Linked DNA regions of Homo sapiens: region 1 is linked to region 2. The links are chromatin contacts, found by Hi-C or POLR2A ChIA-PET in ENCODE. All regions are on one chromosome and are shown on one strand. Each heading gives the region's core, a stretch centred on a gene start or an enhancer-like site at or near the end of the contact. The rest is flanking DNA. Distances are from core to core; before and after follow the strand shown. Region 1 has its middle 23 kb from the start of TECTB. Region 2 holds the start of GPAM (glycerol-3-phosphate acyltransferase, mitochondrial).

Region 1 (3,460 bases), core at 952-3,451, 78 kb after region 2:
TAGGTATAATATGTTTGAGAACTTTATATACATATTCTTTAATCCAGTAATTCCAGTACAATAATGTATCGTTAAGAAAATAATTAGAAATATGCACAAAGATTTATGAATAATGATGTTTAATGAGGTGAGCATTTTGAATGGTAAAGTGGAACTATCTATATAATAGTAAAGAAAACAATACATTTCCAACAATGGAAGATTATTGAACCACTCATGGTGCAATATAATTGAATACCAAGCAATAAATAAAATTAACATTTCAAAGATTATATAGTCTTAGAAAATGCTCATAATTTATTCAATGAAAAATGATACTATAAATCTGTGAACAGTTTGATCTAAGTTTTATACTGTGTGTGACTGTATAAATTGACTGATTATATAATTGCTTGTACAGGGGAAATTGATTCTATAGGGGAAAGAAAAAGAAAATACATCAAAATATTAATAGTGATTATTTCTGGGTGTGGGATTATTGGTGGTTATTTTATATTTTGCACTTTACAACATTTTTGTGATGAACTTATGTTATATTAATATTTATTACCAGAACAGTAAAAAGACTTTAGAAATTCTATCCATTCTTGAAAACCTTGTCAAAGGCCAAACCAGCAAAGCCTTTAATTATCCCTGATTGGGAACAAGAGGAACATCCCCTAGTGATTTGCTCCTCTCTGTGTTGCTTATGACATGCCTTGTATTGCAGTTATTTGTTTACCTTTCTTGTCACCCCACCTTTATGGTGAGTGCTTCAGGGTTGTGCTGTATTTGCCTTGAATGTAGAAAGCACACATTGCATATTTGTTAACTAAAGATGTATTGGATGATTTGTTGTGATATCACATTCAAAATATACCCCATATCAGACTACTTCTCCACCTCAGCTCTGGTCCCTGGTACCATGCTGACCTCATGTCTTATGACTTTTCCTAACTCACAGTCCAGCCATACTGGCCTCCTTGCTACTCTTCCATCTCCCCATACAGGCTCCTGTCTCTAATACTTTTTGCTTCTTGTTATCGCTGCCTGGAAGAACTCCTCCCCAGTCATTGGTGTGGCTTTGTACTCTCTAATCCTCCTTCAAGTCTTTGTTCAAACGTCTCCTTTACCTCCTAAAACACAACGGCAAAACTTCAAATAACCCAACTTAAAAATGGCCAAAGGACTTGAATAGACATTTCTTCAAAGACAACACACAAATGGCCAACAGGTATATAAAAAGAAGTTCGACATTGCTAAGCATCAGGTAAATGTAAATCAAAATGACAATGAGATATCACCTCACACCTATTTGGCTGTTCTTTAAAAACAAAAGATAAGTTGTGGTGAGGATATGGAGAAATGGGAACCTTTGTACACTGTTGGTGGGAATGGAAAATGGTATAGCGGCTATGGAAAACAGTATGGCGGTTCCTTGAAAAATTAAAAATAGAACTACCATATTATCCAGCAATCCCACTACTGGGTATATATCAAAGGAAATGAAATCAGTATGTCGAAAATAAATCTCCACTTCTGTGTTTATTGTAGCATTATTCACCATAGCCAAAATAAGGAAACAACCTAAATGTCTATCAATGGATGAATGAATAAAGCAAGTGTGGTTATACACACATAATGGAATATTATGAAGCCATAAAAAGAAGGAAATCCTGCCATATGCCAAAACATGGACGAACTGGAGGACATTATGCTAAGTGAAATAAGCCAGATACAGGACAAACACTACATGATTTCCCTTATATAATGTATCTAAACGTGTCAAACTCATAGAAACAGAGAGTAGAATGGTAGATGTCAGGGGCCGGAGGAGGAGCAATGGGGAGTTACTATTCAACAGGCATAAAGTTTTGGTTATACAAAATGAGGAAGCTCTGGAGGTCGGCTGCACAACCTTGTGTGTGTAGTTAACTTAGATTTTTGTTGATGGGATAGATCTCATGTTACCTGTTCTTACCACAGTTTTATATATATACATATATATGTCTCCCCTTCTCAGCGAGGCCTACCCTGAACCCCACTCTCCACTCCTAGAACTTCCTTTCTCCTTCTCTTGCTTTGCTTTTCCCCATAGTTCTTTTCACCACTATGTATTTCACTTATTTGTTGTGGTCCACCTCCCTCAGTTAGGAAGGTCTTCAACAGAGCCCTGCACAGAGAAAGAGCAGGCACTTGATAAATATGTGCTGAATCATTCATGTCTCATGCCACAGCCACTGCGCTTTACTCCTCTTGCTTGACTCTTAGGACATAGCTCCAGTTGCAAGTTTAACTTGAACTCTGAGGCCAGGCAGCTTCTTTCAAAACTAATAATGTTCAAGTGGCAAAGTTCAGTTGCAGCAAAGCATTAATTGCTCACGTGAACATCAAAGTTTCCAAAGCCTTGTGACCTTGCTTCCCTAAGACCCAGAAAGGGGAGTCCTGGACATCAAAGGAATCCATCAAGTGTTACCGACAATCATTCCAGCGATGCTGAAAGTCTAATGTTTTCAATGACCCCTGGCCTCTCACTTGAGCAATAAACCCAAAAGTGATTTTCCTCTTCAAATTTCCTTTCCCTAGTCAGACCAACAGGCACACACAGAAGCATGAAATAATGGTGCAATAGAACAGGGCTGGACTAAGAAGTCAGGGAGCTAACTTCTAATCTAGCCTTCTTCACTTCATATCTGTGAGTATGGGTGAGTCCCTTACTATCTGAGCCGCAATTTCCTCATTTTTTAAAAAAAGAATTCAATCTAGATCATCTCCATATACCCACTTTTCTTGCTCTGAAACATTAGTGTTCCATGAAATGCTAAGTCTCTGCAAAGAGGATGCTAGAACCATCCAGGGTTGCATTTCCTCAATTCCTCCATGTGAACCCTGTCGTTTTTCTTCATTTCTTTCCCCCGCATAAAACTACCTTCTGTCATATCGCAGGGCAATTCTAATTATGAGGTTCTTAAGAGGATCTCCTGAGCTTATTCCATCCCTAAACTGGAACAGGCATAAAGATCTGTTGGGGCTCTATGAGTATGAAATGCACTAATGTGTACAAACCATCTGTCTCAGTGCCGGCATATAGCAGGCTCCTGGTAAATATTCATTTTGTCCCTTTCACGTCCTTTTCAGGGTTCTATTCTGATGAGCCTAGGAAAAGAGAGAATGCATGAAACCATTAGCCCAGCCTCCATCTGATCACACTTGCCATCTTCATCTTCAGAAATGACAGCGCAACTGCGTTGCCTTGGTCCATACAATTCCACCAGGGCTTGGTCAGATCATCATGATGTCAACAGGCATTTTGTGGATCATTCCCAATGGCTTTATTTTTTGCAACATATATTCTCTCATTTAATCTTCACAACAGCCCTATTAAATAGCTATCGTATTCCATGCTACAGATGAGGAAATTGAGGAACACATGTTGCTGAGGGTTATCACAAGCTGGTAAGTGACGAGTTGGGCACTCAAA
Region 2 (3,655 bases), core at 612-3,111:
ACAATGGGATATCACATGAACTGACAGACTTCTACCATGTTGAGTCACAAGGTAAAAACTGACTTTGATGTGTTTATATGAACACAGTTAGGCTTCCCTGACTAGAAAAAAAAAAAATCAGCATTTGTATTCTAAGACTTCCTGAATATATAAGGATACAACATTGTATCCTTTGTATCCACACAAAATAGCTATGAATAGTATCCAAACAAAACATAGTATGCAAACAAAATAGTATCCAAACAAAATAGCTATGAATTGTATCCAAACAAAATAGCTATGAATAGTCATTTGCAAATGAAAATAAGAGCTTATTCTTATTTCATTTTTGTTAATTGAATAGTTCCTGGCAGAAGGAAGGCATGTTTATTTAATTAAGGCAATTAGGGCACCCCTTAAGTTCCCGTACTTAAATTAAGATCTTAATTTTCTTGTGATGTCCTAAAAGAACATTTTCACTTTTAATACAAAGGTAATACAAAGCTACAAAGCTCTGAAAGAAAAGCACACTATTTTGAAATATCTGATGTATAAGTTTTCATCCTTTTCGATAAGCTTTTTTCTACCCTAAGGAAAAAGATTCACTAAGAGTAAACTCCTAGAATAGATATTAATCCAAAATATAAAAACTTTCAAACATAATCTCTAGCCTCACATTATTTTTGCTTTTGGCTGTTTCTCACCTGGCCTAAAATTATTCCTTTAAAATCCTGAAAGGTCATGTCTAGATTAACAGTGTTCCTTTGGAAGGCATATTCCAATTTCTTTACAATCCCCACATGGGTTGGCTACAGTCACTGTTATTCTCGGCATAACCACCTATGTCCTTAAAAATTTAACATAAGTACAATCTAACATAACAGGCTAGGGGAGAGAATAAACCAATGCACCTGGGATGAAAGTTCTTCTGTTTCATAACATAAAACTTCAGGACTCAGCTATCAGTTTCGGGTGCAGAATGTCCATACAACAGGGGAGCCGCTGCTGCCTGAGAAAATGAAGTGAAGAGAGGATGAGGAGAGGACAAAGAGGCTCGTTTGTGCCAACAGGAGGTCCACGTTTTGCACTTCCTCCCTCCGCACAGTTCGCTCTAGGTCAAGGAGTAATAAAGAAGCAATATCCCAGAGGCACCAGCCAGCAGCATGCGCTGAGAGAAGCTGACTAGAGGATCTGAAAAGGACAGAGGCTGGAAGACCAGCTGTGAGGTTTAAATCTTCCACTGCTTACCATCTGTGTGATTTTTTATTACCATAAGTTGGTTAACTTCTATGCCTTAGTTTTCCCATCTGGAAAATGGGCAGAATGATAGCTCTTAACCTCCTGGATTGTTGAGAGGACGGAATAATATAAACAAAGGGTCTACCACAGTGTGTAACACACAGTGAGCGCTCAGTCCAATCAATGGTAACGCTGTCATTAATTATCTCCAGCATACCGGCTGCTCTCAGAGTACCCCTTACTGCCTCAATGTTCCCTAGGGACCCAGGCGGGCTGGCTGGCGGCGCCTCCGCGCGTGCAGATACTTAGGGGACTGAGTCCATAAGGACTCCTTCCAACCCAGGGGAACCCATGCCCCAGCGCAGTCTCCCCAGGAGAGATGAATCCTGATCCCCACCCCTGCACGAGCCCGACCGATTTCTCAGGGAGAAGACCGGAGCTCGGGTGTCAGGGAATAGGGGACACGACTGCCCCAGCAACTTGCAGGAGTCGCACCACCTCCATGCACTTGTCCCGGCGCTCCCGGCCCGAGTAGCCTCCCGCAGCCCACACCTGCCCTGGCAGTTCGCACCCTAGCAGCTCCAGCTTCGGCTGCTGCAGAAGCCCGCACTTCCAGTCCCGGCCAATGCCAGCTGCAGTGGCGCACCCTGATGACGCAACCGGCGCGTGGCATTGACGCGGGGCCGCCGGCTAGCCAGCGCCGGGGGCGGGGCCCGGCCTGCGAGCCTCAGGGAGCGTGAGCGGATCCGAGGGTGTAATGTGTGTACTCGAGTGTGCGTGCCTGTGTGTGGCTAAAGATAGTGTGTGAGCGCCTGGACAGATGGTTACCCTGCCTAGGCCATGCGTGTGTGAGTGTGTGTGGGTACCTCATTCTGCTTTGTGTAAATTCAGCTTATCCGGGAGCTTGTCCCTCTTCCAGGCTCTGTTGGGAATGTGCGCGTGGGCTATCAGGTTATGTGTGTGGTCTGACTTTTTATGAGATCTGTAAGACTATGTAGGATTTACTACGAATGGGAGAGGCAGGGATTGCAAATGGCCATGTTGTGTAATTTCTACCAAAGTGGCTGAGTGCCTTTTCCTTTAAGGAGGAAAATGAGATATGAAAAGAAGCAAATAAGGCTTGTAGTATAAAAAGCCTCAGTTAGGAGAAATAAGGGCTTTTTTCCCCCTTCGGACTATATGTTACACAGCATGGTGAATATAGTAAATAATAATGTATTATACAGTTCAAAATCGCTAAGAGTACATTTCAAAAGTTCTCACCATGAAAACTGAGAAGTATTTGAGGTGGATATGTCAATTAGCTTGATTCAGTTATTCCACATTGTATTCATAAGTCATAACATCGATTTGTACCCCCTAAATATATGCAACTATTTAGATAGTTTAAAATTTATAGCAATCCAGTCTAGCCAGCTAAGATGGAGCAACAGGACTGAATTTACTCTCCTGCCTAAAACAACTAAAAACAAAAACAAACAGGCATTTATAAGACAATGGCTTTTAAACGTTGTGCTGGACAGTGGTCCTTGAGGAGGGAAAACAAATGAGGTGAGCCCTATGATTGCCTTGATTTACTAACTAGAGGGAGCAGCCAAAAAGAGCTAGGCAGACTCCCTGAGTTGAAGAGATAGAACTGGGAGAGCAGGGAGGCCAAAGCAGCTGGAACTGTGAGTTGTATATCAGAAAGGAGAAAGCTACACAGAGAAAGAAGGAGCTGTGGAGATCTACAACAGATCTCACTCCAGTCTTCCGCTGATTAGAGCATGTGTGTGAGGAAGCTACCTAAGGGCAGGAAATAATCATGTATGAAGAAAAGAGAGAGCAATTACTAAAGTTTGCACAGGGTAGGAAATTAATTCTGCTCCCACAAGGCAGAGTAGAAAGATACCCAGTGATTATACAGGACCAGAAATAGTGCCTGATCCTGGCACCCCGACTGGAAAACCTCATAATTCACAACTCAAATGGTTTTGCTTCAGTAGTGGGGCAAAATTAGCTCTAATGTAAAAGCTACTCTGATTCTATCTTAGAAATCTTAAAAGCCAGCCACCAAAGGATTAAACCGTTTTTGAGAACAAAGTGTCCCAGAGCAAAGCACAAGAATATTTACAGGAAATTAAAAATAACCAACACCTAACAAGGTAAAATTTGCAACATCTGGAATCCAAACAGAATTATCAGGCATGCGAAAAGAAGCAGGAAATGAGAAAAAAAAATCAACCAATTGAAATCATCCCAGAAATGACAGAGATGATAAAATAAGAGAACAAGGACATTAAGAAAGTAATTATGACTGTATTCAATGTTTTCAACAAGTAGAAAAAATAAACTGAGCATGGGAAGTAGAGATGTGAAAAATCTTTAAAAAAAAAAAAGACACAAACCAAACATCTAGGAGATAATAAAACCACATCTAAGATTTTTAACACCCTAA

What was found. Hi-C counts contacts between places; a loop is a spot of excess contacts on that map. ChIA-PET counts read pairs that join two places held with the same protein, here RNA polymerase II (POLR2A). Pooled maps may share reads with other maps.
Region 1: a map of Caco-2 shows a loop between it and region 2 (5-fold over the local background). The contact joins the enhancer-like site here to the promoter of GPAM in region 2. A Hi-C loop is called at or near these places in 1 of 168 maps with a recorded cell type or tissue (Caco-2) and 3 of 50 pooled maps. POLR2A ChIA-PET finds 5 or more read pairs at or near these places in 1 of 52 experiments (AG04450).

Annotation. Positions count from the first base shown.
Region 1 is chr10:112,259,155-112,262,614 of GRCh38, forward strand. No RefSeq gene overlaps it. Among named protein-coding and RNA genes, the nearest start is that of TECTB, 23 kb to the right of the region's middle. Within about 2 kb of position 2,202, at least 3 of the 41 ENCODE cell types and tissues checked have a DNase peak (open chromatin) inside an H3K27ac peak, as active enhancers do.
Region 2 is chr10:112,181,904-112,185,558 of GRCh38, forward strand. GPAM (glycerol-3-phosphate acyltransferase, mitochondrial) reads right to left here and starts at 1,862. Exons shown (of 22, transcript NM_001244949.2): 1 at 1,790-1,862; 2 at 891-988. RefSeq lists a silencer at 1,780-2,009.